Regions from separate parts of the Homo sapiens genome. Here region 2 is linked to region 1. A link is a loop called in an ENCODE intact Hi-C map of the cell type or tissue named here. Cell type or tissue: endothelial cell of umbilical vein. All regions are shown on one strand. Links, peaks and the distances in the headings refer to the core of each region. The heading gives the core; the rest is flanking DNA.

Region 1 (5,393 bases), core at 307-5,306:
TATGGTATAACTAGAAGTGGAATTGGATAACTAAAATACTAAAAATAAATTATATTAGAATCGCAACCTATTTTGACCTGTTTCTGTAGGCAAATTATTTTAGTCTAATGTATTTGAAAAAAATGTTGGAATAGAACACCTGCAATTTCAGAAAAACGTTGTAATACAGTATATGACCATTTAAATACATGCCTCTAATCCCTAGAAGTCATAAAAATACTATGTAGTAGGTGAATTGATTTTTTTTATAAACACACCAGGAGTTATACTTACAAATAAGTGTTATTGATAAAAGTACTCACTTTTAGAGGCTATATTCTTATGCCAAAATGCTGTTCATGTTAAAATTCTGTTTGAAACCTCTTCATAGTTGCTTTCAGAGCAAATTACTATGTCATAGAAGACAAAGTGCCTTTATTTTACTGTCACTTTTTGCTTCCTCTAAACAGTTTTACTCAGCTAGATCGGCCACCTTTTTTTTTTTTTTAAACCAGACTTCAACATAAATGACTTTGGCTATTTCCTAGAGTCTAATAAACCTTCAAAGTCAAGGGTTTACAAAGCTAAGGATATTCAAAAGGATGTGCTATGATCTCTAAAGTCAGTTTCAAAAGAGAGGCACCAAAAATATTCTGAATGACTGTATCCCTGGAGTAAGTATACATTTTTCCCATATAACTTGTGAAAGGAAAAACACTTCACTTGAATATGTACATTTTAGTATGTTTAAAAATAATTTTATTATCTGGCGGGACCTTGTGTTGGTGGGAATAAACAAACATGCTTCATAGGAAAAGTGTAATCAGGTGCTATAAATACAGGAGTGTTGAGTCCAATGAATTCCTTGGAACTGAGGCAAACAGTAGGAGATGAAGATGAGGATTTTAAAATAAGATGGTCTCATATAGCCATGTTAGGTAAAATGGTATCTGTTGAACATTGGGCAGTATGATTACTAATTAAAATGTTAAATTCTACTGGGTAGACAAAAGCTAAAAAGTAAACCAATTCTGCTATTTATCAATGGTTGCAGCATAAAGAAGATGGAATCTTTTCTTTTTAAAGTCTGCAGGCCTTTTCTGAAGGGCATGTCTCTTAATAACCTTCATTAACTTCTGTTTGGTTGCCTAAGAGTTGTCTCATCCAAAAAAAGTTTAGCACAGTCTCAAAAGAGATTGTGTTTATTTAAGCTTGTTGGAAAAACATTCCTATCATTTCAAGAATGACTAAATATTTTTCATTCACATAGTTAGCATTCCAGACTATGTTTTCCTGCCTCTGTTGATTAGATGAAAATTAGCAGGCCCAAGTCTGATCTATTAGATGCAATTATTGTCTTAGTAGGAAAATTATGAGACTCCCAGCAATAATACCCTTTTAGGTATGGGAAGTAGACAGCAGAGGAAATAAAGAGCAACCCACCCCCTTGCACGCCACTTCAACAGGGAAATACTTAACAGCTGAGCTCTGTAAACTCAGGGGCAGAGGAATTTCTAATCATGTGTTTCAGAATTAGCTCTCAACAATTCTGAACATTTAAGGCATTGATCAGTTTGGTCATCTAGCAAATTAAGAGTATAAGACCAATCTTCATTTTTACTCGTAAAACTTGGTTCAGTATGACAGTCTTACTCAAAATCAAGTACAAAGAGCAAGGCATTACCGACACAAGCAAAGACATGCTGGACTTGGAGAACCAGCAGCAGAACTCCTAGGTATAAGTAAGAATAAACATTTCTTCTCTATTAAACTACTTCTACAACATTTATTTCTACACTTGTTTAACTATTAATGTAAGTGGTGGATCTAACATGTAAAGAAAGCCACTCATATAATGTACATATTTCTATATAGCTGTGAAAAATCACAAAATCTTGAAAGTGATATATTAAGGCTGGATGTGAGTGTCTTTTGCATTTACTTTACCTATATTCTAGTTTTATTGCAAATATGTAAAGACATTTTAAATGATCAGAGAAAAATCAAAATATGACAATATTCAACATTGAAAAATTTCTGATGTTTATGTTAAAGACCTAGGTTAAGAAACAGTCATTTGCTACGCATTTGTTACCCAACATATGACCTTATTTGGACAAGCAAAAAATAGACTGTGTTATATTTTAATTTCCATTTATGGAACTAGTTTCCAGGACGTTTAGAGTTAAAGGATAAAACACATGCCTAACAGTCTTTAGGCTATTACGAATATTTTATTATTCTTGGCTTACTAATAATAGCATCGTATATGGCACTGAAGCAATACCACCCATAAACTGAGTTTTGATCCCTGTTATGTACCAGAATGTTAATAACATGTGACCCTATGGCATCTTTGACTTCACTGCCTCTTGGGGTCAGCCAAACTATGTTTGACTCCGTGCCACAAAAGCAGTAGCTTAATCATTTGAGATACTGTTCAGTGAGGAAGCATTATGGGCAGGGCTGGAAACATTTTTTCTTGTTTCAAAGAATTCCCACCCAGATATGTGCCTGGTACAGACTTTTCTGGCAGCCCAGTGGAAATCTCATTAGAAGGGCAGCTTGATTCAAGCTATATCATCAGCCTTCAGGGAGAGAATATAGTGCTTCCATAAATTTGGGATTGATGAAGAAGACGACAATATATTTGACAGCTCACAGAACTCCAGCCTTTTAGAGGAGCACAACTTACAGTATTGGGTGAGCTGAGACTGAAGTGGCTTACTAAATCCACATAGGTCAAGACGTGCCTGACATCCAGTCTTCAACACTGTCCCAAGTAGGACCAGGATTCCCTAAGTAAGAGATCCAAGAAAGCCAGGTGGCAGGAAGAAAGATAGTGGATTTTTTGGTTCAACCACATTCCATCCTAAACCCAGAATTAGAAGGAATCCATGCACAGTGAATCTCTTATTCCTCTATCCTCTACTTCAAGAGTTAAGTCCAGGTTAGCAGAATTATTAGGCCTGAAACTCAGCTGGGTATCTGATAATATGTCTGCAAATAGCAATTTTAACTTTTTATTAAGAAGAAAACTTAAAAAATACTGAATACTATGGACTCTGATATACCTCTCATCCAGCTTTAACAATCTACAAATAACTCTTTGACTTCCTGTTAGAGATAGAACATGGATTTTGCTTTGTTTTCAGACAGACAGAAATAGTAGAGGGGAAACTACCCATTTGCCCAACCGCTAGCACGGAATTTTTTTACTGGCAACCTGAGTATAATTCTGAATGCTACCTTTTAAAATATTACCTAAGTTGTTCCTAGTTCTTGAAAAGTGATACTCTGGTGTTGGCTTCAAAATCCCTAAGGTCATCAAAATCATCAGCTCCTCCGTGCAGGAGATGGTGCACCTAAGGAGGCCTGAAGAACACTCAGATCACAGTGGCCACCTGGGCAGGGTCCAGCCGCAGCCCAAGATGAGAAGGCAGATCAGGTCTGACATCAAGACTTCAAAGTCCCCAGGAAGCTCTAATCTCTTGCATCAGGTGTCACAGCTAAGCTGGCCACACACCTGTCCACATCTCTTGAATTTTTCTTATTGAGTAATCACGGGGATGTTATAGATGTCATGTAGCCAAAACTTCCCTCCCCGATACCTTATCTTACCTTCAATCACAAAATAGATTTCTAATGGAAATGGCAACCTCTCCTCAGGATCCCTCTGACATTAAGAATCAGCTTTGGCAGCATTTATACTTGCTATTATTGAAAAAAAAAATCAGCAAATAATTCTCAATATCTAATGACAATGTAAAAAAAATCCTTGCCCGTGTAAGTAACTGAAATGCAGTGGCACCTACACCATGCACAAGGCGTCTTAAAAACAGTACATTAACGTGGCAGCAAGCATTAGCCTTAGAGGGTCTGGGAAGCCCCAGTTAAACTCTGTGATTCTGGACTTCAGGGGCTGAACTGGGACAGAATAAACCACAGAATACACATCAGTCTTGGAAGGCCCATGAGGCTGACACAGGGATGGAGCCCAGAGCTGAGTGCCCATCAGAAGGGTGAACCGTCAATGCAGGAAACTGGTCCAACTGGCCTGTAGACATGTAGGCCCACCTCATGTCACACACTTCCATAACACTCTTACTTATGTTCTCAAAATGTGTTTTCAGTGATAAGCATGCTGACATTATTCTTCCTTCAACTAGTAGATCAGGGGTCCCAATGGCCATCAGCTTTTGACGCTCTGGTTAAGGTAACCCTGTATCAGGGTCTGCTCCCTCACTCAACTAAAAAGAAGATCTGTATGAAGGGTCTGGTTGGGACTTCCTGCTCCAGTCTTTCTTTCCTCCTCACTGTCCTCACTTATTATTTACTCATTTAAAAATTTTGAGCATCTACTTACACATCACATGTTGTTTTAGGGATTCAAAAGAATATGCCAAATTCTTTCTTTACAGGGGGATGGAGCCTCTTTCAGGGTATAATGCACTGCAGCGCAGAGGCACTGTCCATTCAGGGTCCAGGGTCTGGTCCTGGGGACACACTGTGCTGTCACTTATGAGCTGTATGACCCTGGGCAAATTACATGGCCTCCGAACTTTGTGTTCTCTGATGGTAAACTGGGATGACAGCACCCATACCGAAGGGATGCTGTGAGGATCTCAAATTAGTTGCTCCTCTTAAAGCACTTAAACCTGACACATAACAATTGTATGAAATGTTAGCCACTGTCATTAAGGGTTACAAATAACAGTGGCCCTGCAGATGAAGACCTAATTCTGCCGTCCAATCTCTTTTTTGTTTTTAGTTTTTAAGGAGATTAAGGCTGTGTCGTCTATGTATGCCATTCAACTGAAAACTTTATATGCTATTCCACACGTTTCCACCCTAGCTCTTCACAGGGGTCAGAAAATAAAAATAATGAGATCGATAAACAAGAGATGTAGAGAAAAGTCAACAAAGCAAAATGTGAGAATATAATCAGTTAACAGACTGGAAAGGCTTATCTGTATACCTGAATTGGGTGTTGACAATAACTTGCTAAGAATTCATCATGAGAGTACTTAAGTGCCAATTTAAAAAGCACTTAGGTACTTGTGAATCAAGTTAGCTGTCAAGTAACAGCCTAGTCTTTAAGGGCCCCCAGGTTCATGTCCCTAGTCCTCCAGGAGTAACCAAAAGACACATTATCTTGTCATTTGGAAGGTATGTGTCTCCAGTAACAACAGCCACAATAAGGTTCTTCCTCCCTGGAGGTCCTAACACGCCATATTTAGTGATGCTGTTAGTTTACTTAGAATCTAAAACCACAATCCTTGTGTGGGGTCCTTTCATCTAATTTCATACTCTGACGATGTACCTAGAGACTGTAGCTAATAGGGTAAGGGCCAACACTGGTTACGCAACTGTGCACAGAGGAATTTATTGTGTGTATAAACTAAGTAAATACC
Region 2 (5,393 bases), core at 64-5,063, 72 kb after region 1:
AGCATATCATGAAAGTTATCTTTTATAATTTAGTTCCATAGTTCCAATCCATTATTATTATTATTATTATTATTTTGAGACAAAATCCCACCCTATCACCCAGACTGGAGTGCAGTGGCACGATCTCTGCTCACTGTAACCTCCACCTCCCAGGTTCAAGTGATTCTCCTGCCTCAGCCTCCTGAGTAGCTGGGATTACAGGCACACCCTACCATGCCAAGCTAATTTTTATATTTTTAGTAGAGACAGGGTTTCACCATGTTGCCCTGGCTGGTCTTGAACTCCTGACCTTAAGTGATCCGCGTGCCTTGGCCCCCCAAAGTGCTGGGATTACAGGCGTGAGCCACTGTGCCCAGCCCCAATCCATTATTTTTTTAAATCATCAGACACTCATTAACTATCCCCTAGATGCCAGGCACCGTCCCTGCTTTCAGAGGATATTGGCAGGCACACAGGAAAATAAAATGTGGTATGATAAGCACACAGACATAGACTAAGTATAATAAGGTCCTACCACATAAGTCCTCAGTTAGGGGATGGAGGAAGAATGATTTAAATGGTATGGGCTTCTCCACATGCTCTGGAGTGTGCATGAGATATGACACTCACAATCTTTCATTTCCCCCAGCTAGCCTTGGTTCCACCGGGATTCTAGTGTGACGATAATCATGCCTGAAATAGTAGATGCATGTAGTGAAAAACTTACAGAAAGAATCTATGAACAATTTTAAAGGGAAGCCAAACAAATTGGGATATGGGTTGTGTTGACATCCCTGGGGAAGAAACAAAAGCCTTCTCCAAAGGTCAGAGAAACAGCCTACAGAAGAGACAGAGGATTAGATAAAACAGCACAAGACAAAGCTGAAGAGCTGTAACCAAGAGCTACCAAGGTGGAATTTTCACAATTTTACTGATGTGTTCCAGGTAGTGAAACACTCTAATGACTTGATTTCCAAATAGCATCACCACACGAAGAAAAGGACTCAGAATCACTTCTGCCTCCAGTATACTCTCAGTTTCTCAAGCAGGTAATTTTGACTCCCCTTAGTTTTTGCCCAGTCTTACCCATCTTAGGAAATGGTACCAACTGCTCAAGCCAGAACCCTGGGGTCACTCTGAAGTCTACCCCCAACCTCACCCCCAAATCCAACCTAATTGAGCCCTTTTAACTGTATTTCCAAATGGAACAGAGAATCTATCCAACTCCTCTGCTAGCACCCTGGTCCAGCCACATAGCAGTCTCCTGGCTGGGCTCTTCTTCAGTGGCCTAAATAATGTTTCTGATTCTACTCTAGCTTCCCGCTACAATCCATTTTCCACATGGCAGCCACAGTTGATCTTAAAAAGGGCATCCTCTCATCTCCATCTGAAGCTTCAAACTCTTTCATGGATTCCTATTATACTTAGAATAAAATCCAAACTCCTTACCATGTTGTCTGTGTAACTGAGCCCTTCCCTGCCTCTCCAGCTTCCTCTTCTGCCACTCTCCCCAACACTCACTCAATACACTACAGCCACATCACAACTTTAAGTCCCTCGGGACACAAAACTCTTTCTCCCATACTGGGGTCACTGAACATGGGCAAGTTCACTCTGTCTAGAATGTTCTTCCACGAGCTCTTTGCACAGCCAGCTCCTTCTTACCTTTCAGTCCAACTTAAAACATCAGCTCTTCAGAGGAGAGACTTTCTCAAGCTATCCTATCTCAGTCTCAGTACCCTGTACGTCAACAGCAATCACATAATTTTATTTTTGCCACTTAAGACTGAAAGCTCGGGGGGGGACTAGAACCTTATCTGTCTTGTTTGCCCTGAATCTAGCACAGTGTCTGAACAGAGCAGGCGCTCAATAAATATTTGTTGAATGAATGAATGAATAACAGATTAAGGAAAACTAAGTAGGCATTTGCTAAGGGCTGATAACTACCCTATCCAATGTAACTCTACAGAATAAACATATAAACTTCAGACAAAACAAGCTTTTGTGTGTCATTTAACTTTTAGGCTGCTTTTGAGAGCTGCATTTAATTTTAAGGCTATAAGGATTTGTATATAACAGCACTGCTTCCTAATATTTCCATGTCAGAACCAGACAAATGGCCCACAATCACCGGTAAGATGAGAGCAGAGATGCCAAAGCATGAAGGCCTTCAGCAGTGAGAAAGGCATATGGTACCCAACTGAATTCCCATTAAAAAAGGTGCATTAGGGTGTGCTGCTATTATTCAGTCTCAGGAGAAGCTCATACACAGAAACCTATTGGATGTAAAGCAGGGAAAACACAAATATATGAAGATGTCTCCAGCATACTGTTATGATGTATATTTTTTAATTAATGGAAAATCGGATCTCACCGTTTCATTCTGCAAAGCTTAAAAGTGACCTTTTGCTAATGATAAATGACAATATGGTTGACATATGAATAGGGCTGAAATAGAGCACCCCCATCCAAATACATACACTTTACAAGTGTATGTAATGAAACTAGGTTCTCTTTTCAGCTGTAGAAGAAACATCTTTAGCCAGCTGAAAATTCAGATGAAAATCCAAAAACTGCAAAGATGAAAGAATTGGAACACGGTGACTAAGCCAATGAGCTCAAAATAAGAGATCGCTGACTGCATTTTTAGTACATATCCATTGATACGCACGTGTGTAGGTATCTAATTTTATACGCAATTTGTATTTGTGTGGGATTCTGTTTGTCTGCTTGTTGGTTCTGGGCTCTCTCTGAAACAACAAGCCATTCAATTAGGCTCTGCCGTGGAGCACAGAGAAGAAACATATTGCTTTTGGCCTCACAACCGTCCTTTCCCGCTTGTGTGAAAAGCCTGTGTTGACTGTACTGTGAAAAAAATTAAAGGACAGAAAAGCCCTACTGTTGTAACTATGCCAAAAAAGTATAAAGAAACAAACCCAGATGCTAGAATTTGAGGCATTTCCTCTGCTATGAGACTATGTCCTTTAACTGAAGGTCAAAGGAACATTAAAGGGCTTACATATTTCAAAGTGGTAAGTGGATGTTTTTTGTGGCCCTCTCACTTTATGCATGCAGGTGACATACATTTCACTGACATTTAACAAGCAGAATTTATTCAGCAGCATTCAAGGAAAATCCTGGTATCGCTTTCAAACATGATTTATTTATATTTCTAGCGCTTTATATTAATACAGATTGGTTCATTTTCCTGACAGCCTGAGTCCCTCCCAAATGCCAGTAAGTGAATAAAGTCATTCGTAAGCCCATTTCACATTTACTACCTACCTCAATGTGTCTAGGTGTTGTAATTTTATAACCTTTTTCCTGGGGATATTCATTTATTTTTGATGCTGCAGATAATAGTAACTAATGTGAGATATACTCATTTTACTTCTCTTCTTAGGAAGTACTTCACATAAGATTTAAAAGATCTGAAATGTCTTCTCTGGTAATAGAAAACAACAGTACCTCAGCTCATGGGAAATATAACAAAATCAATCATGTTACATTATGTTAAGCAAACATATATCAAATGGGCCACCATTTGTATACCAAATTTAAGATATCAAAGATATATAAATTTAAGATGTATAAAATTTTGTATATCAAATTTAACATATAGCAAATGGGCCACTATTTAAAATTCATTTGTTTTAAATATGTCTTAAAAACTTTGATATGAGTCATATGGCAAAAATCTTGATACAAAGGTTAGTATGACTGAGGAATACACAAATAATACAAATCCATGAAGCATCAAAGTCAGTATATGATTTAAAAATCCCTCTGAACTGAACAGTGACAGAACTGTCAGATGTGGCAAATATTTCAATAAAGAGAGCAGTAAAATACAGCCAAGAATTCCCACTGCCAATCTCTCGATGGCCAAATATGGAGGCTTCTCCAAAACACAATTTCACTTGGGCTGGGCAAGAATGGGTTAAACGCAGAAATCTGGTGACTTCCATTCTATGTCGATCTTTACCTTTGTCCTCGGTATTCCGTGCGCCCCCCACCCCCTGCGCCCCCATTTGTAGAAAACTGAAACTGCAAGTTAACAGCTACTCCCCTTTTGCTTACTGGAGTTCTTGGTTATTTACTGAGAATGTTTCAAATAATTCTGTTGGGCGTCATCACAGTTACTAGTGGACATACCATCTAATCATGACCCGTAGCAGCTCTGGTCTACCTAAAGGGAGTCAAGCTTTCTGACTTGTTGCTTTAGAAATGTCAACAAAAGGAAGACAGTTTTCGACTTTATCTCTCATATTTCCTTTGAATTCAATAGGGTCAGCTTCACTAGTGTGCGGGAAGCAGATAGACAACACAATTTAATTGCAAAGTTGGGTGTGGTTGTTATAGTGATAAGGGAAATGAAAATGGAAGCAGTTTGAATAATATTTATTTCAGGAGTCATAGCTTATCCTCTATAAGCTATTTACAAAGTGCATAATATTACATCGATTCTTAGAAACGAACCACTGGAATGTATCTCACGGGTTAAGAGTCTATAACTAATGTGCACCATTAAGGAAGACCAAAATTCTCAGGAAACACTTAACCAGAGAATGTAACACTATTATCGGCACTGTCACATTTAATAGCACACAGGTAACTGTACACACACACACACACACACACAAAGAATAAGATAAAAATAATCACATGGTTGCACTTATTTCCACATATTACCTATGATATCATCATGGATGTATATGTGCTTATATACATGTAGCTATATAAATTCATACATGCACATGGGACATATTTGTATACAATGTTCTTCCGGCACATAAAGTACAAAAAATACAAGTGACATGCATAATTTTTTTCAGAAAATGCATTATTTCCTATGCATATGAACACAGACTATTTATTATAAATCCATACAGAATACACTCTCCTGACTAAAGAGGTTTAGTTCTTGATATATCAAAAGGACCCCCAAGGGCAACATTATAATAAGACCTGTACCTAGACAGACATGAAGCCAGGCTGAGAGGCATGAAAGAATATATACACAACATTTTTGGGAGTTCCATGCTGCAATGAAGTGTTAACACCACATAATAATTGTATTTGAAAAATTCCAGATGAAACAGAAATAAGTTAGGTCTCAATCAGAAGGCAATCTGAAGGTCCTATTGTAATTAGCAATCAAAATGCCAAAGGGCACCAAGAACATGTAAGTGGAATAGTATTTTCTTTTTAGTACCACAGAGATAAATGTCACTTTAGATGTTATATGCAAGATATTTATTTAGGCAGTTTAGAACCCTGACTAGTACCCAGATCTGCGTCAGACACGACTGAGAATATGAGAATTTGTTTCATGCCTTAAAAAAGTCAGCAAGCAAGGTCCTCTGAGGTCAGAGCAGGACCACCATGGAACAAGTCCCAAGTTCCCTCCTCAA

What was found. Peaks named below come from ENCODE experiments on the same cell type or tissue, not always from the same donor. Only the 100,000 strongest peaks of a DNase experiment are listed, where the experiment ranks them.
Region 2: it touches region 1 in a loop (7-fold over the local background); 4 of 110 quality-filtered maps call a loop at or near these places.

Annotation. Positions count from the first base shown.
Region 1 is chr2:36,482,654-36,488,046 of GRCh38, reverse strand. All of the region lies in intron 7 of CRIM1 (cysteine rich transmembrane BMP regulator 1), which reads right to left. Among named protein-coding and RNA genes, the nearest start is that of FEZ2, 110 kb to the left of the region's middle. In endothelial cell of umbilical vein, for the core only: no CTCF peak of the experiment used is centred there; DNase peaks (open chromatin) are centred at 1,336 and 2,336; H3K27ac peaks cover 4,841 bases.
Region 2 is chr2:36,410,891-36,416,283 of GRCh38, reverse strand. The region is part of intron 2 of CRIM1 (cysteine rich transmembrane BMP regulator 1); the gene reads right to left. Among named protein-coding and RNA genes, the nearest start is that of CRIM1, 58 kb to the right of the region's middle. In endothelial cell of umbilical vein, for the core only: no CTCF peak of the experiment used is centred there; DNase peaks (open chromatin) are centred at 2,913 and 4,243; H3K27ac peaks cover 4,254 bases.